Linked DNA regions of Homo sapiens: region 2 is linked to region 1. Evidence: chromatin loops called from intact Hi-C (ENCODE). Cell type or tissue: right lobe of liver. All regions are shown on one strand. Each heading gives the region's core, and the rest is flanking DNA. Links, peaks and the distances in the headings are about the cores only.

What was found. A loop is a pair of places that touch in the nucleus more often than their neighbours do. Peaks named below come from ENCODE experiments on the same cell type or tissue, not always from the same donor. Only the 100,000 strongest peaks of a DNase experiment are listed, where the experiment ranks them.
Region 2: it touches region 1 in a loop (6-fold over the local background); 50 of 110 quality-filtered maps call a loop at or near these places.

Annotation. Positions count from the first base shown.
Region 1 is chr11:9,011,552-9,021,288 of GRCh38, forward strand. It overlaps SCUBE2 (signal peptide, CUB domain and EGF like domain containing 2), which reads right to left. Exons shown (of 23, transcript NM_001367977.2): 23 at 7,925-9,646. The coding sequence ends at 9,494. All of the region lies in intron 1 of NRIP3-DT (NRIP3 divergent transcript), which reads left to right. Among named protein-coding and RNA genes, the nearest start is that of NRIP3-DT, 12 kb to the left of the region's middle. In right lobe of liver, for the core only: a CTCF peak has its summit at 4,238 (motif pointing right); DNase peaks (open chromatin) are centred at 4,240 and 6,430; H3K27ac peaks cover 752 bases.
Region 2 is chr11:9,501,656-9,511,392 of GRCh38, forward strand. It overlaps ZNF143 (zinc finger protein 143), which reads left to right. Exons shown (of 16, transcript NM_003442.6): 12 at 6,964-7,191. Among named protein-coding and RNA genes, the nearest start is that of ZNF143, 46 kb to the left of the region's middle. RefSeq lists a silencer at 5,198-5,317. In right lobe of liver, for the core only: CTCF peaks have their summits at 5,283 (motif pointing left) and 5,486; a DNase peak (open chromatin) is centred at 5,276; H3K27ac peaks cover 749 bases.

The sequences.
Region 1 (9,737 bases), core at 1,200-9,199:
AGCTTTCTTTGTCCTCCATGACACAGACATTTTTGACATTCAAAATGTTAAAATTCAAAACTGTCAGTGTCATTAAAAAGGGTTAACTGGTTAACACAAAAACCAGTTAACCCTTTTTAGTTACTGGTTTCTGTGTGTGATATAATTCACATACCATAAAATTCACCCAATTCATACAATTGTACTTAATGTGTACAATTCAAGTTTTAAATAAATTCAGAGAGCTGTGCAACCATCACCACAATGACTTCTAGAACATTTCATCGTCCCAAGAGAAACTTGGTACCCATTAATCATTCCCCATTGCCTACCAATTTCTCCAGCCCTAGACAACTAACTTGTAATCCACTTCCTGTCTCTATGAATTTGCCTATTCTGGACATTTCATGTAACTGGAATCATATAATGCATGGTCTTTTGTGACTGGCTTCTTTCACGTAGCACAGTGTTTTCAAAATTCATCCATACTGTAGCATCTATCAGTATTTAACTATGGCCAAATAATATTCCATTGTATGGATCTACCACATTTTGTCTAGCTGTACATTAGTTGATAGATATGTAAGCTGTTTCCACTTTTAAGGTATTACGACTAATGTTGCTAAGAAATCTCATGTGGAAATCTTTTTGTGCCTTTTATTCATCTCCTGGAGTAGAATTGCTGGGTCACATGGTAGCCCGTGTGACTTTTGAGGAATTAACAGACTACTCTCCAAAGCAGCTGCACCATTCTGCATCTCCACCAGCAGTGTATGAGGGTTCCAATTTCTTCACATCCTCTTCAACACTTTTTACCATCTGTCTTTTTTATTATAGCCATGCTAGTGAGGTTGAGATGGTATCTCATTATGGTTCTGATTTGTGTTTCCCTGATGACTAATGATGTTAAGCATCTTTTCAGGTGCTTATTGGTCATTTGTTTGTCTTCTTTGGAAACATGTCTATTAAAATCCTCTGTCCATCTTCTTTTTTTTTTTTTTTTTTTTTGAGACAGAGTCTCGCTCTGTCGCCTAGGCTGGAGTGCAGTGGCGTGACCTCGGCTCACTGCAAGCTCCGCCCCCTGGGTTCACGGCATTCTCCTGCCTCAACCTCCCGAGTAGCTGGGACCACAGGTGCCCACCACCACGCCTGGCTAATTTTTTGTATTTTTAGTAGAGACAGGGTTTCACTGTATTAGCCAGGATGGTCTCAGTCTCCTGATCTCATGATCCACCTGCCTCGGCCTCCCAAAGTGCTGGGATTACAGGTGTGAGCCAACATGCCCAGCCTCCTCTGTCCATTTTTAATTGAGTGATTTGTCTCATTATTATTGACTTGTAAGAACTCTTTACATATTGTAGCTATTAGTCTCTTGTCAGATATATGATTTACAAACATTTTCTACCATTCCATGGGCTACCTTTTCACTTCTTAATAGTGTCTTTTGAAGCACACAAGCTTTAAAATTTCACTGATGTGCAAGTTGTTTTTCAACTTCCCTCCCCTTTTTAAAATAGAGCATTCTTCATTTTGTGTTTGTCTGCATTTTCCTTGTATTGAGATTGAGGTGATGCATTTTTGGCTTGAGTACAGTATAGGTGATGGTACGTTCTTCTCAGGCTATCACATCTGTAGGCACATGATATCCATCTGTCCTTTATTGGACATGCTAATTTTGATCATCTGGTCAAGGTATTGCCTGATTTCTCTGCTGTATAATTACTGGCTTTTTTCCTATCTCATTCATGATGTTTAAAAAAATGAAATTCACTCTTTTCAGTCTGTCTACACTCCGTTAGCACATTGCACTTTGAGTTCTGTACTCTCCCTGGCACATGCTGCACAGTGGTCAGACCCACCTTGGCCAGGCCTGTGTCCTCATGTCTCAAAAAGGGGCTTTGTTTCAATGACCACAGGTTTCATGCAAATTATTCACACCTTGCCACAGTGAGTGTCTTCATTGACCTTGCCTGCCTAGAGACCTGAGTACTGCCTTCTTGGACTCTGAAGTTGGATGTTGCCATGCTGGAAACATCGAATAGAAATAGGCAGTTCTGGAAAACATGTGCTTCTGGGCTCAGCAAGGAGATGTACTGTGATCCTCACATACCAGGGGCTGAGGATTGGAACTCAGAAAAAATGAAGGATTGAGAGGCTGCGCTGTGTATGTGCACTTGTGTCTGTGCCGTCCCTGACCTAAGAGAAGCTCAGGCGATTGGAAGAGCTCATTTTACCTTCCCAGCTCAGGAGGACACGGGTGTTTGGAAGGCCTTGTGTGAGAACCCAAATCAGGCATCATAGCCTTTCATTCCTACTTCAAGCTTTAATTTTTCTGTTGCTAGGACATACCCCACTAGAAAAACTGTGACTAAAGAACTTTCCATCTCAGTGAAATGGGGAAACCCAGCAGAGAGTGAACCCCTTTAAAGAATGTTTCTTGGGTTTAACTTCTAAAGTCTCAAGAAGTGAAATGTAACGATGAGGATGACAGTTAACGTTTATTGGGCCCTTACTACATGCCAGGCAATGTTTCAAGAGTTTTCCAGGTATTAACTCATTTAATTCTCAAAACAGCTCTATCTTGTAGGTACTATCATTATCTTTATTTACCACATGAAGAAACTGAGGCACAGAGAAGTTAAATAACTTCCACAAGGTCACATAGCTAATAAGTGGCAGAACTGGGATACAAATCCAGGTACCGTAAAGGACATAATGGGAGTCTTGGAGAATATGAGCATTATGAATCATAAATCTTAGAGAAGGCACCTATCAGTGTGATAAATGTAGATAATGCATTTTCAGAGAAGTACATTAGGAATACTGGGCCCGGGGGGTACTGGGTGAGTGATGCTGTTTGAGTCATCCCAGTTCCTCATGGGGAGCCTTAGTGATGGTTTATCAAGCCTCTTTTTTTAAATTGTTTTGTTTTTTGTTTTTGAGACAGCATCTCACTCTGTTGCCAAGGCTGGAGTGCAGTGGCACGATCTCGGCTCACCGCAACCTCTGCTTCCCAGGCTCAAGCAATTCTCCTGCCTCAGCCTCTCGAGTAGCTGGGATTACAGGCATGCGCCACTACCGCCCGGCTAATTTTTGTATTTCTAGTAGATACAGGGTTTCACCATGTTGGCCAGCCTGGTCTTGAACTCCTGACCTCAAATGATCCACCCGCCTTGACATCCCAAAGTGCTGGGACTACAGGCATGAGCCACCGTGCCTGGCCCTATCAAACCTCTTATACTTGGCACCTGCATTACTTAAAACTCCAGTTTAGGTACCTGATGTGGCTGCTAAAAGCTGACTTCTTCAAGCCAAGTCACCTGGAAGTAACATTGGGGTTCCAATGTGCTACACTGTCCACAGTTTTATAGCATGATCAGGCATCACACACACACCGCTGCATTGACAGTGTGTGCTGATGACCAATTTGTGGTCACACAGGATAGGTTACCCACAAGGCTGCAGAGGGCCGCACTTAGCAGGCTTGGCCAGGGTTCACCACAAGCTCACACTCTGTACCTCCATGCTGTTCTGCTGTGCATGCTGCTTCAGACATTACTGGGCTCTGTCTTCTCTGGGGCATTGGTTCCAATTCCTGCTTAGCAGCTGTTAATTTTTTTCAACTGCCACACATGTAATAAGGCAAAGCCAGCACCGAAGCTCAAATTTGAGGTAGGCTTGTATTTCTACTTTTTGCGTTTTGTAGGGAAAAGACAGAAAACTTCAACCTGTGGCCCAAAATTATCCTTCAGTCCTAGGATACTGTGTAGGATCAGAGAACAATCCAAGGCAGGGGAGTGTGGTAGGGAGCTCCTGGAACTACAAAGTGGTAAAACATGCAAGATTATAATTGAGGAGTAGATTTTGTCCTCATCATTCCTTCAACTCCTTTTCCCTTCTGACTCAGGACTATATATCCAGCCTACCCTGGTGCCTAGACCGTAACAGTGAATGCATGAATATGCGGTGTTTGTATGTGAGATTCAGAGCGTTGTTGATAGTTTGAAATGACCTAGATCAATGAGTTTGGACTTGGTCACTAGTTTTTCTCTGCCAAGCAGAGAAAAAAGGAAAATATCTAAACAAAATAAACTCCGAGGGCTGTGTCAAACAACATGCGACCAATCAGTTGTCAAATCACAGCCCTAGTCCCCAGGGCCCCTTGGGTAAGATCTTGTCTTGAATTATGGGCATGTAAGGTCTGAGGCAGTGGGACGGGAGACAGAAACACAGGTCGACTCCATATTGCAACCACTAGGTGGCACCTGTTCGAGGAACTGCCAAATGGCTTGTTCACAGCTTGAAGCTTTGGTCAGCTTGGCTTGACATGAAATGCCAAGGTCTTGCTGGGCGGATAAAGGAGCTTGCCAGGGCCAGTGCTGCCAGGCTTGGTTTGAGGAGCCAGTGCTCTAGGAGGGGCCTGGATTCATGACTCTAATGATGAGCTCATCCTAAGACAGCAGCTCCCTCCCACCACCTCCTCATTCTCTGTCCTTTAGCCCTTCCTTATTTATACCACTCATCACTACTTGACTTTACAGTATATGTTCATTTGTTTATTGTCTGTCTCCCCAGACTGGAACCTAAATTCCACAAGAGCAGGGAGCTTCTTTTGCTCCCTGCAGTATCCCTGGCTCCTACAATGTCTAGCACTTAATAGGCTCTCCATAAATATATGTTGCATAAATGAATGAATGACCAAAAACATAATAAGAAATTATTAGTAACTAAGGTCTGTAGTTGCATCCCCTTTATGAGATACTCTGAAAACCAAGCACTACTGAGTTACTGTCATTGCTTGCAGTAGGTAGGTTTAATTTGTATCGCTTTTATTCAACTAAGGCAAACTGCCTATATTAGAGTGGTTTCATTTTCTAAATCTATTTTGATGCCACTGTGTTCTCTGGAAAGTGCTCCCTGCTGAGTAGTGATATCTTCATGGCTATATCACTGACATGGATCACAGGAGCAGCCTTGCTGTGTTAACAGGTCCCTAAGGGTGGTCTCCTGCAGGCTGATCGAGACTGCCTGAAGGGAGAAGGAGGCAGGGCACTACAAATATTAGGACACCTCTGAGCTGGGCTCACAAGCCCCTGGAATGGAAGATGGTCACAGAAATGAAGCCTCACCAAGGCCTCTAAGTTTCTGTGGATGGGCCCCTACTGGCCACTCCCAGGACCTTAAATTGTAGGCAGCTGATGGCTTGCCTAGCTAGAGGGCCGTATGCAACAAGATTCCCTCAACTTGGTGAGGAACTGCTTTACTCCAGCCTCAGCTAGTCCATTTGCCTCCCAAATGCTGGCTAGAAGTAGTGCAGACTTGAGTAAGGCTCCAAGACGTATCCTGCTGTGTGAAAAGAAGCAGAGATGCTGACAGTAAGAGGCATCTCTTCAGGGCTAAGAAGATTACAGCTGGGCCTGGAATGACCCCTGGGTTTTCCAGCACATAGGCCCACCAGCTGTGGTGGTCAGCTGCAGGCAACAGCTCCGGTGCATCTTCCTGCAAAGATCTGCCGGAGGGTAAGCAAGTCCTTGCACTGTGCTGTGCAGCCACTGCCTTTTCCAGGTTGCCACATGACATTTTAATATCACCTGCAAACCTAAATCCAGTGAGTGCCTACAGACGACACACTTAACAGCTCAGGGCATGATTCAGAGGAAGCAATTTTCCAAAGTGAAGATAATTGTCTGTTAGTGTGAAAAGGCAAACACTTTTTTATTAGCATTGGAAATTCAAGGGAGATGTTGTTAAATCCATAGATGCAGCACTTCAGTAAATGGCTAAAGAACAATATCTACAGCTAGAAGGAAGGACTGTACAGATCCATGCCCATTCAGGGTTCACCCATAGAACTAGCTCTCTTGGAGGGAAGATGGAAGCTCAGCTCTGACCTCTTCCTGTTTACTTAATACGCAGCTCCTCAAAGTCCTGGTTCCTGTGCCCACACAGGAAATCCCAGAATTAAGAGTTCCCCGGTCTTCTTTTATTTACATGTTTCCCAGGTGACCTTAACCGGGGTAAAGTCTCATGCCTTTACTCTGTGACATTAAAACTTATATTCCAGCCCTGACCTCTCCTGGGGCTTTGTATAACCATTTGCCTATTTGAACCCTCCAGTTGGACATATGATAGGCACCTAGAACCTAGAATGGCCAAAATGGAACTCTTAACCATCTCCCCTTTTCACTGTTATATTACTGCATAAGAAGTCACCTCAAAACCTATCAATCATTTAAGATAATAATCATTAATTTTGCACACAAATCTCTAATTTTTCTGTGGTTCAATGAGGACTGCTCCATGAAGTGTCAGCTGGAGCAGCTGGAGAATCCCTTTCCAAGATGGCTTACTCACGCAGCTGGCAAGTTTTGCTGGCTGTCGCCTGGAAGCTCAGCCTGGCCGGTGGGTGGAGGGACTGTGGTTCCTCTCCACATGGCCTCTCCACAGGCTGTTATGGCTTGCTTCCTCATGACGTGGTGACTGAGTTTCAAGTGTGAGTGTCCTAAGGAGAGGAAGTGGAAGCTGCTAGTGTCTTAAGCCCTGGGCCTCGTAAAGCATTACTTCTGCCATGTTAATATTGGTCAAGCAGTCACAGAGCCCAGAGTCAAGGGGAGGTGACACAGACCCCAACTGTCCATGGAAGGAACCTCAAAGAATTTGCAAACATGTTTTAAAACTGCTGCATATCCCGAACCTGCTCCTCCTAGTCTCCTCCATCTACCAGTTTCTTAGGCAACTAGGAGTCATCTTTGACTTCCTTCTTTCCCTCAGCACTTCCATACAATCCCCATCAGCAAATTCTGTTGACTGTCCCCCAAAACACATCCAGAATCCTTCTACTTCTCTCATCTCCACTACAACACCCTAATCCAGACAATACCTTCATCTGCCAACTGGATGGCTGCTTGTTCTGTTGCAGTAGTCTGTGAATAACTCTCTCTGCCTCCGTGCTGGCTTCCTATTCACACAGTAGCCACAGCTACCCTTTTAAAACATAAATCAGATTATCTCACTCCTCTGCTTAAATCCATTCAAAAGTTTGCAACATATTTAGAAATAACTCAAACCCCTCATTATAGATTCCAAAGCCCGATGTGATCTGGCCGTGTCTGGTTCTCTAGCCTCATCTTGTACGACCTGCCTTCTCACTAGACTACAATATACACAAATGGTTGCTCCTGCCTGACAGCCTTTGCACTTGGTTTTCCTCTCTCTGGAAAGCTCTTCCCCCTAATTTTCCCAAGACTGGTTTCTTCTTGCCATTTAGTTTTCAATTGAAATGTAATTTCCGCATAGAGGCCATCTATAATCCCCAATCCTAAAGTAGCCACACAATCATCTGTTACAGTAACCTATTTTAATTTTCAACATAGCTCTTACCACTAGCTGCTACTTTTCATGTTGATTTATCTGTTCTTTGTCTGTCTCTTCCCTCTAAAATGTAAGCTTCATGAGGGCAGGGACCTTGTCTGTCTTATCGCCGCATCCCCAGGGCCTAGAGTACCAGGCAGAAGTTTGATAAATATTGATGTAGCAGGTAGAAATAGTATCTCCAGATAGCCAGCCCCCAACAGGATCACAGCATCTCTTAAGGTAGTTGAGGGAATAGAGAGGAAGCTCCTCTTTATACCTCCTGTGCGTCAGTGGTTTGTGCGTGTACCAGCAACACAGCTCTGGTGCATGGGGCTGCCCCGTGGAGGATGCTCCTCCATAGTGACCGGGTTTATGCAGCCTCCTTCCAACCCCCAGAGTATTCCCATCCCTAGCCTTCTTGTGAAATCAGCAAGACAGGATCACACAGTCATGAGCACAAAGTTGCTAACATGCCTGGACAGAATGGTGCAGCTCAGCTCATCTCACCTTCACATCAGTGCGGTCACTAACTCGGGTTTATGTGACATTCGAATTTTCATCTTATGGTTAGACTCAGAAATATAGGCCAAGCTCCAGTATAACAAAGTCCAAGTGCTTGTTTTAATGCTATTTTTTTTTTAATGATGATGTTCAAACTTTTGAAGAGAAATCTGAAAATGAATATTTAGGGCCCATCCAAATAAAGAAGTTTGATTAGGACTTTTTAAGAATCAATGTTATTAACAGGTTAAAAAAAGCAACACTGAGATGAAAAGCAAGTTTAACCATAATGAAGTTCTCTTTGTTTTCTTCAAAAATGCTTGTTAAACATTTTTTTAGTACTTTGGTATGGAGAATTGGCTGTGCATAGAATTGTTATTGAAATAACAAAACACTATAGTTGTAGGTAGTCCATCCATTAGGGAAGTGGTGGCTTGTTTGATTGGATTCCTTTTTATTCACTGTAATGAGATTTTTGCTTGGGGATTTAAATGTTTAAAGATTCAATAACACTGAAAATTCAAGTTCAAGAAATGATCGTGAGGCCCTGCTGGCCTGACCCAAAGTGAGATGATCGTGTGGCATTCAGGGGGTGTTTCTGGCAGTGCTGTTACTGTTAGAGAATGAGACCACCCTTCAAGGGGCTGCTCATGTCCACGGAGCAGAGTCCGTCTCTCACATTTGAGACTGGGGAAGGAAGGCATACATGACAGGCTGGGCCTCACCACACCCACCTGGACCTCAGATCCCTTGTGATGGGAAGCCCACTTGGGGAGTAGAACCCTTGGCAATACCGACTCAGGGTTGGTGAAATCGCCTTTTCATGACAATTGATGATTCTCATCCACTGAGGAAATTACATTTCACCTGAACTCCCCAGTCCCTCAGGCAATGGCCAGCAGAGTGTCAGAGGGCACAGCTGAAGGTGCGAGAGTCAGCATAGTGCATTTGCTGCAGGGTGGAAGCTTGCAACGAGGAAGGCTGGCAATAAATGTACATTATTATGTCTCCAGAAGTGCTTAGTTTTTATTTATTTCTAATTCTTTCTGCTTTTTTTTTTCACGAGCACTGCTTAGAACTCAAGTTCCTGGGATCAAACTTGTATCACACAGGCTGGAGAAGGCTGTGGAGAAACTGAGTCCTCCCAGGTCTCAAGGTGGGTGGAGGGAGCCTGCAGGGGTCTCCTTCCCTCCCCTCTTGCCTGTTCTGCCTGGTCAGAGCCTGCACACGAGTGCAGAGGGCTCCCTTAGAGAGGGCCGGGCTAGAGGAAGCTGAAGTTTCAGAATAAGCAGCTTATTCTGTGGCCTCCTTTCCACTACAGACTCCTTGAGGAGGAGTAAGACCCCAGAAGGACAGGTGAGTCTCACCTAGGCTGACCAAAGTCCAGCTCAGCCAGCCCGTGATCTATCCAAGACATCCGCCCACAGCAGTGAGAAGCTGATGCCACTCAAAGCCATTCTCAGTCTACATCCACGATGCTGGGAAAGAAAAACCAAGTTCAATTTACCAAAATATCTGTATTATCTATAAAAATTGAACTCTAATGAGTCACTGATACGGGAGGCAGCAATACCCGACTGTGCTGACATGCAGAAGGAAGACAGCTCTGTCCCACCAACCCTATAGCAGAACATTTGTATTGAGTGGCACGTGGGCTGAGTCATTTGTAAGGTCTCAAAAACCTGGACACTTTGGAACGTAGCAATCGGATGAACGATCTTGGAAACATCTCTCGGGACTCCTGGGCTGTGTACTTGAAATAGTTCTGGGGATGGGCCAGGACATCAAACAGAGCCTTGATAAGTTTCTTATCCTAAAAAGAACAGAATTTTTGTTACTGGGCCAAAATATTTAAATATGCTGACATTTTGCCCATGGAACTATAATGACCCAGTATTAGGCCG
Region 2 (9,737 bases), core at 787-8,786, 490 kb after region 1:
CATACAGACTCAATCCTGAAGTTTGCCACATAAGAGAGAAGGGTATTCCTGGCAGGGGAAATGTCATGGGGAAAGGCACAAAGGTATGAAAAAGCATGATACTCAGTGGTTCCATATGACAGGAGCATTAAGTACATGTAGAAGATTTGTACAAGGTGAGTTCTGAGAGGTAGCCAGAGGCCTTGTGTGTTGTGCTGTCAAAGTTAAGGTACTTCTTAAACTGGACTTTGTGAAGCTTGTGAGGGGGCGGGGTGGTCTATGGATATATTCTTTTTTTTTTTTTTTTTTTTTTTTTTTTGGGATGGAGTTTCGCTGTTGTTGCCCAGGCTGGAGTGCAATGGCGCGATCTCGGCTCACTGCAACCTCCGCCTCCCAGGTTTAAGCGATTCTCCCACCTCAGCCTCCCTAGTAACTGGGATTACAGGCATGTGCCACCATGCCCGGGTAATTTTGTATTTTTAGTAGAGACGGGGTTTCTCCATGTTGGTCAGGCTAGTCTGAAACTCCCAACCTCAGGTGATCTGCCCGCCTCGGCCTCTCAAAGTGCTGGGAATCCAGGTGTGAGCCACCGCGCCTGGCCATATTCTTTTTTTTTTTTTTTTTTTTTTTTGGGAAACTGCTTTATTGAAATATAATTCACATACTATACAATTCATCTATTTAAAGTGTATGGGCCGGGCGCGGTGGCTCACGCCTGTAATCCCAGCACTTTGGGAGGCCGAAGTGAGCGGATCACGAGGTCAGGATATCGAGACCATCCTTGGCTAACATGGTGAAACCCCATGTCTACTAAAAACACAAAAAATTAGCCGGGCATGGTGGCGGGTGCCTATAGTCCCAGCTACTCCGGAGGCTGAGGCAGGAGAACAGCATGAACCCGGGAGGCAGAGCTTGCAGTGAGTTGAGATCGCACCACTGCACTCCAGCCTGAGCAAGAGCGAGACTCCATCTCAAAAAAAAAAAAAAAGTATGTGTTTCAGTGTTTTTTAGTATATTCACAAGGTTGTGCAACCATCACCACAATTCAATTTTAGAATATTTTCATTTCCCCTAAAAGAAATTCCATACTCAGAAGCAGTCCTTTCCCCACCCCGCCCCCCAGGTGTAAGCAATCACGAATCTACTTTCTCTTCTATGGGTTTGCCCATTCTGGATATTTTCATATAAATGAAATCATGCAGTATGTGGGGGGTTTTTGTCTGACTTCGTTCTCTTTGCATAATGGAGTGCAGTGGCGCAATCTCGGCTCACTGCAAGCTCCGCCTCCTGGGTTCACACCATTCTCCTGCCTCAGCCTCCCAAGTAGCTGGGACTATAGGCGCCTGCCACCATGCCTGGCTAATTTTTTGTATGTTTTAGTAGAGACGGGGTTTCACTGTGTTAGCCAGGACGGTCTCGATCTCCTGACCTCGTGATCCACCTGCCTCGACCTCCCAAAGTGCTGGGATTACAGACATGAGCCACCGCTCCTAGCCTGCATAATGTTTTTGAAGTTCAACCATGTTGTAGCAACTTTTAAATTCTTTCTTTTTTCAGTAACTGAATAGTATTTCATTATATGGATGTACTACATTTTGTTTATTCACCAGTTGTTTTCACTTCTGGCTATTAAGAATAATAATAGATTACATATGTCATATGTATTCCTTATATGCAATGAGCATTCATGTACAAGTTTTTATGTGGACATGTTTTCATTTCTCTTGGATGTGTACTTAGGAGTGGACTTGCTGGGTCATATGGTAACTCCATGCTTAACATTTTAGGAACTTCCAAACTGTTCTCCCAAGTGGCTGCACCATTTTACAGTCTCATCAGCAATGGATGAGGGTTCCAGTTTCTCCACATCCCAGCTAACAGTTGTTATTATCCCAGCTAACAGTTGTTATTATCTGTCTTTTTTTATTATAGCCATCTTAGTAGGTGTGAATTGGTATCTCATTCCGACTTTTGATTTGCATTTTTCTGATGGCTAATGATGTGAAGCTTTTTTTTTTTTTTTTGAGACGGAGTCACGCTCTGTCTCGCCCAGGCTGGAGTGTAGTGGTGTGATCTCAGCTCACTGCAGCCTCCGCCTGCCGGGTTCAAGCGATTGATTGATTGATCCTGTTTCAGCCTCCTGAGTAGCTGGGACTACAGGTGTGTGCCACCACACCCAGCTAATTTTTGTATTTTTAGTAGAGACAGGGTTTCACCATGTTGGCCAGGCCGGTCTCAAACTTCTGACCTCAGGTGATTCACCTGCCTTGGCCTCCCAAAGTGGTGGGATCACAGGCATGAGCCACCACGCCTTGCCTTTTTTTTTTTTTTTTTTTTTTTTTTGAGACAGAGTCTTGCTGTGTCACTCAGGCTGGAGTGCAGTGGCGCAATCTTGGCCTGCTGCACCCTCCACCTCCCACGTTCAAGCAATTCTTCTGCCTCAGCCCCCACAAGTAGCTGGGATTACAGACACCTGCCACCACACCCAGCTAATTTTTGTATTTTTAATAGAGATAGGTTTTCACCATGTTGGCCAGGCTAGTCTCAAACTCCTGACCTTGTGATCCTCCCACCTCAGCCTCCCAAACTGCTGGGATTACAGGTTTGAGCCACCACACCTGGCCAAAGCATCTTTTTATGTATTTATTAGCCATGTGTATATCTTCTTTGGAGAAATGTCTATTCAAATCCTTTGCCCGTTTTTAAAATTGGGTTGTGTCTTTATTACTGAGTTGTATAACTTTAATTCGAGAGACTTGAATCCAAGTCTCTTATTAGATATATTAGTTACAGATATTTTCTTCCATTCTGTGGCTGGTTTTTTAATTCTCTTAATGATATTTGCAGTATAGAAGCTTTTAATTTTAATGCTCCATTTTGTGGATGTATTTTTGGTGGGTGAGAATGGAAAGGCAAATGTGAGCGTAAGGCAGGATATGCATTAGTTTTATAAGAAAAATTTTAATATATTGTTTTATTACTGGTATTAAGAGTAAACTTGTGTTAATTCAAAATTAAAAGACATTTTTTTCTTTTTTCTTTTTTTTTTTTTTTTTTTGAGACAGCGTCTCGCTCTGTTGCCCAGGCTGGAGTGCAATGGCGTGATCTCAGCTCACTGCAACCTCCGCCTCCTGGGTTCAAGCGATTCTCCTGCCTCAGCCTCCTGAGTAGCTGGGACTACAGGCACCTGCCACCACGCCCAGCTAATTTTTATACTTTTAATAGAGACGGGATTTCACCATGTTGGCCATGACAGTCTCAATCTCTTGACCTTGTGATCCACCCGCCTCGGCCTCCCAAAGTGCTGGGATTACAGGTGTGAGCCACCACGCCCAGCCTCTTTTTTTTTTTTTTTTTAAGATGGAGTCACGCCCTGTCACCCAGGCTGGAGTGCAATGGCACGATCTAGGCTCACTGCAACCTCCGCCTCCTGGGTTCAAGTGATTCTCCTGCCTCAGCCTCCTGAGTAGCTGGGACTACAGGCGCATACCACCATGCCCAGCTAATTTTTGTATTTTTAGTAGAGACAGGGTTTCACCATGTTGGCCAGGATGGTCTCCATCTCCTGACGTTGTGATCCACCCACCTTGGCCTCCCAAAGTGCTAGGATTACAGGCGTGAGCCACCATGCCTGGCCAAAAGACTTTTTTTTTGAGATGGAGTCTCGCTCTGTCGCTCAGGCTGGAGTGCAGTGTCGTGACCTCAGCTCACTGCGACCTCTGCCTCCTGGGTTCAAGTGATTCTCCTGCCTCAGCCTCCCGAGTAGCTGGGATTACAGGCGCATGTCATCACGCTGAGCTAAGTTTTGTATTTTTAGTAGAGACAGGGTTTCACCATGTTGGCCCAGCTGATCTTGAACTCCTGACCTCAGGTGAGCCACCACGCCCAGCCCTGATATGCAATTTTTGTGTGCTATACATAAACATGTACCTACGAATGAGTTCACTTACTGTTAAATAATTATGGCCAGGCATGGTGGCTCACACCTGTAATCCCAGCACTTGGGGAAGGTCAAGGTGAGCAGATCACTTGAGGTCAGAGTTTCGTGACCAGCCTGGCCAACATGGTGAAACCCTGTCTCTACCAAAAAATACAAAAATTAGGCCTGGTGGTGGGCACCTGCAATCCCAGCTACTTGGGAGACTGAGGCAGGAGAGTTGCTTGAACCTGGGAGGTGGAGGTTGTAGTGAGTCAAGATCATGCCACTGCACTCCAGCCTGGGCGACTGAGTGAGACTCCATATCAAAAAAAAAAAAAAAAAAAGGAAAAGACAATTCATCTTTTAAGTGCTTCTTATTAAAATATATGTGCTTAAGTGCCTTTTTGTAATATTTGGAGAAAATGGCTGGGGCTTTTTGGATGGGCTGGGAAAACATTATTTTTCCCATTTAAATTAATGGAATATAGATAGAGCTTGGCGCAGTAGTAGCTCATGCCTGTAATCCCAGCACTTTGGGAGGCCAAGGTGGGTGGATCACTTGAGGTCAGGAGTTCAAAACCAGCCTGGCCAACATGGCGAAACCAATTCTCTACCAAAAAATACAAAAGTTAGCTGGGTGTGGTGGCAGCTGCCTGTAATCCCAGCTACTCAGGAGGCTGAGGCAGGATAATCACTTGAATCCAGGAGGTGGAGGTTGCAGTGAGTCGAGATCACACCATTGCACTTCCAGCATGGGTGACAGAGCGAGACTCCGTCTCAAAAAGAAAAGAAAAAAGCAATGGAATACAGACTAATTATCTGAAAGCTAGCCATTCAACACATTTTATGGGCAAATTAGCATTCAATAAGAGAGATGCCTACATTAAGTTTGGCCATACTGATGTCTTTGGAACATTTAGGTAGAGCAGTGCTCTCAAATGAGTCTGCATATTGGATGTATCTCTTTAAAATAGACTGATTGCCCAGATCCTGTCTGCAAAGATTCTGACATAATTGTACTGGGGTGAGGCCCAGGCATCAGGGTGTATTTAAAGCTCCCCAGGTCTTTTAGTAGACTGTTTTGAGAATAATTGAAGTAGAGAGAGTATGCAGTTATAAATGTTGGTCTGACCTAAGAGGTGGGTCTGGGCTGGAAGAAAAGATTGGCTAATGATCAGGTAATTGCTACAATAACTGGTCACAATATCCAGTAGAGTAAAGATTCAGACCTGTGAAATGCAGTCCTTTTTTCTTTTCTTTTTCTTTTTTTTTCTTTGCAAGGCTCGTCAGATGACCCAGGTGAAGCTATGTAACTAGCCAGTAAGGGAGCTCAAAAGCTCAATCCAAATCCATTCGCCTCTTGGCTGTGGTTTGGTGCCACCTAGTGGCAGTTTCTGCTCTAGCCTAAATATCAATTGGGCTGATTTTTCCAAGTTGAAATTGGCTGCCCTTTCTCTTGCCCTCACCACATCTCAGCAACTATCCACCAAAATAAGAACATTAACCTGCCTGCTTTGGGAATGGGAACTGGGCAGAGGACAGGAAGAAATCGCCAATTACTTTATGTGTAAGACTTATGTTACGGTACATTAGTGTGGTATCTTATTTTTGGGGGGGTTTACTGTGTTTAGAACCACTGCGAAAGGTGCAGTTACCCAAGGAATGTGTCGAATGAGAATAAACCAGGACATGCATATGTATACACACTTTCATATGTACATTTTAAAAATCTGAGTTCACACCAATACCTCCAATTCCATTTCACCACAGGGTTCTTTTTGTTTTTCTTCCCCCATTCCATATTTGTATTCTCCTTTTTCCACAGCTGGAGCCCTTCCAGCAGCATTTGAAATATTTACTCATTTGCTCAGTCTTTTATTCCATCTAAAATAGTTTCAGAATCCCTTCACCCATACCACTACAGTAAACAAGCCTACTACAAATGAGCTGAATATTTGTTTGCAATTCTTCCCCTCACTCTCGCCACTGAGCCCAAGACTGAGGGCATAAGTCAAATACTGTGTAAATGAGCTACTTTAATTAATTTATTTGTTCCCCCACCCCAGCCCCTTCAGTGTAGTTAAAAGTATTCATTTAAACAATTAGGTTAATTTGTTCCAGTTTGCTTTCAGTTTTAGGTCCCTACACCACCACATGTTAGCACTGTCTAGATATTTTGTGATATTAAGTAATTATTATTAATTTTGTTTACATATTTTTTAAACTGGGACCCATCTTTTTGGTATACAGCCTGAAAGAAAAAGAATGTTACCTGCAACTGTTTCGGAATAATCCTGGTCGGGAAGAAGGGGGAAATGGGTAGTAAATATAAGAAACAATATTGGTCATGAACTGATAGTTGAAGCTGGATGATTGGTACATGGGGAACTGTTTCTCTATACTTTTGTGTATATTTGAAATTTTCTGTAGTAAAAAGTTCTAAAAATATGTGTACTGCCTATAATGTTCTCAAGCTGTTTCATGGGACAAAAATTAAAGTATTTACTTCCCTATGTATTGCCTGCTTGCTATTAGTGAATACTCAGTAGCTTTTGATTGGATGTAAGAAGTCAGGTTAAGTTAAATGAAACATGTTTGTCCTTTTAGTTGTATTGACATATCTAACTAGGTTTAATAGACTTTTAAAGACAATCCTTTTTTATTATCTTTATGAAATTCTTAGGAAGCTGCATAAGTTACGATAATAGCATTTATTATTATTAATAGACTATAACAGTATCTAGATTATCTAATTATGGGAAACAAATTACAGTTTCATTAAAGTTAGAGTTAAACTGGGCAACATCTCCATCCTTTTCTCATTCCTTGAGATTAAGGAGAACCTGGTGTTGATGCATGGAGACAGCACTAAGGATCATACTACCTTTTGAGTCAAGTCAAAACCATAGTTAGGGAATCTTTTCTTGTGTGCTGCCTCATGGTGGGATGAGGAGGGGTTTGGCAATTCTTTATTTTTAGAGGTATTTTACCCCCTGGGGGGGAAGTATGGAATGATTTTGCCTACATATGTAAAAGTTGAACTTTTTTTTGGTGTTGCTCTTTAGGAGAAAAGCCATATGTTTGTACAGTTCCTGGGTGTGACAAAAGGTTTACAGAATATTCCAGTTTGTACAAACATCATGTTGTCCACACTCATTCCAAACCTTACAACTGTAACCACTGTGGGAAGACATACAAGCAGATCTCCACGCTGGCCATGCACAAACGGACAGCCCACAACGACACTGAGCCCATCGAGGAGGAGCAGGAAGCCTTCTTTGAGCCGCCCCCAGGTGAGAGTTTTGTCTACTATATTTTGTTTCTGAGTTTGAGAATCAACAGTTATGAACATAATTTATGATTCATAGCATTTTCTGAAATCCTAATGTGTCATTCGTATAATCACATAAACATAATTTACAGCTGCAGTAAGTGCTATTGAAGAAAAGTATGTGGTACTCTGGGATGTATAGAAGGGAATGTTAGTTTGGGAGGTCAAGGAAGGGATTTTTGGAGAGATCTTGAGGTTGAATAGGGGTTAACTGGGTGAAGAAGCAGAGGTTGCTGGGAAGGGAAGCAGGAAGCAAAGGCAAGAGAATGTTCCAAATAGAGAGAATGGCACATGCAGAAAGCCAGGAGGTTGGAGAGACCAAAGTAAATTGGAGATACTGAATGAAGCCTGGCCAGTTAGGGCAGTTCTGCCTGGGAAGGTGATATGAAACAAGGCTGGAGAGCGAGGCAGGGGCAGCCAGCCTGTTTGGGTCCATTAAGCATGTTGGTCTTAATCGTAACACTAGAGAAGTACTCCCAAATAACTCTTCATTGATTCAGGTGCTATTAAGTATGTTATTGTAAGAGACAAAATTATTTGTTTCAGTAAACCCTTGGAAAAATATTTTAGAGAATTACATTGAATTATTTCAGATAAATAAGCATAGGTAAGTAGGTAAAAGGAAGTCGGTTTTTCTAAAACACAAAACAAAGCAAGTTGTCTTACAGTTTCATTGAGTACCTCCTAAATGAAGTAAATTTGAAAATTAAGAGAAGACATCTTTTTTCATTTTTAACAACATATATTGAAGCATTGAAAAACATTTAGGTGGAAAAGGTTTGTTGGAGAGTAAGGGAAAGAACAGATCATCTGCTCAGATGATTCCTTGTAGTCCTGATTTGTCTTTTCAGGTATTTGTTAGGTGGTGGTAGGTTAATAGCAATTCCATCAGTCTTCATGGTGATTATTTTCTAGCCAGAACACTGTAAGTGTGCATGGTTAAATATTACATCAATTGGGGAGATACTGGTCAAAGAGTACAGTTTCAGTTAGGAGGAATAAGTTCTGGAGATCTGCACAGCATGTGACTACAGTTAATAATAATGTACTGTATATTTGACAATTGCTAAGAGAAAGGAAGTAAATAAGAAGATCCTACAACAACTGCTGAGTCTTTTTAGTTAGAAAGCAGGCTTTAATGATATCAGACTTAAGTTTGCAAGACTCTTTTTCTAAGCTTCCTCAAGTCTCTTCCTTAAATGTTGATATTTCAGGTTATCAGAAGTTCCTATATTCTTTTTTTTTTTTTTTTATTTTTGAGATGGAGTCTCGCTCTGTTGCCCAGGCTGGAGTGCAGTGGTGCGATCTCGGCTCACTGCAAGCTTCGCCTCCCGGGTTCATTCCATTCTCCTGCCTCAGCTTCCTGAGTAGCTGGGACTACAGGCGCCCGCCACCATGCCTGGCTAATTTTTTGTGTTTTTAATAGAGACGGGGTTTCACCGTGTTAGCCAGGATGGTCTCGATCTCCTGACCTCGTGATCCGCCCACCTCGGCCTCCCAAAGTGCTGGGATTACAGGCGTGAGCCACCGTACCCAGCCCAGAAGTTCCTATATTCTAGAAAATAGTCTATAATATAATAATATACATTTTATTTAAAAACAAAACTAAACTAAGATTGTTTTTCCAAGAATAGGGATGGATTTCTGTTTTCTCTCACATGATCCACTGGGTTTTGTAACCTGTTGGAATAATGGTATATAAATAGCTGTGGAACAGAACAAAAAGGAATGAAGTAATGTCTGTCATGGAAATTACACGTTGATGACTGTAGCCATATGAGTGCATGGATTAACCACTGAATTGAGAAGTACTCTTAGATTAGCATATTATGTCCTTTGAGGGGGAAACATTTTTTTTTTGCTCTCTTTCTGACTTCATGGGAGGTAGAAAGTGATGAAAGACGAGAGGGACCAGGAATCTTCCTGGTTGACAATTATAGTAGTAATGGATTGTTGAAATTGCTGTTTACTTACTGGTTCTTTATGAAATAAAGAAGTGATGGAGGTTCCTTTTATGTCACTAAATTATTAACCATACCTCAGATAATATGCCATACATTGTCTTTACACAGTGAGGTCATTGTGTACTGATGGTTTGCAATCAATCAGTTGTGCTAAAGACCAAGTTTAGTATCAGTGGGTGTGTTTGCAAACCATTCTGGCTTTGTGGTTAATGTTTATGAAAATGAAAATAGTCTTAACCACTTTTAACAGCTTCTTTTTTTTTTTTTTTTTTTTTTTTTGAGACGGAGTTTCGCCCTTGTTGCCCAGGCTGGAGTGCAATGGTGCCATCTCGGCTCACCACAAGCCCTGCCTCCCGGGTTCAAGTGATTTCTCCTGCCTCAGCCTCCTGAGTAGCTGGTATTACAGGCATGCTCCACCAGGCCCGCCTAATTTTGTGTTTTTGTTTGTTTGTTTGTTTTTGTTATTGAGACAGAGTCTTGCTCTGTCGCCCAGGCTGGAGTGCAGTGGTGCAATCTCGGCTCACTGCAAGCTCCGCCTCCTAGG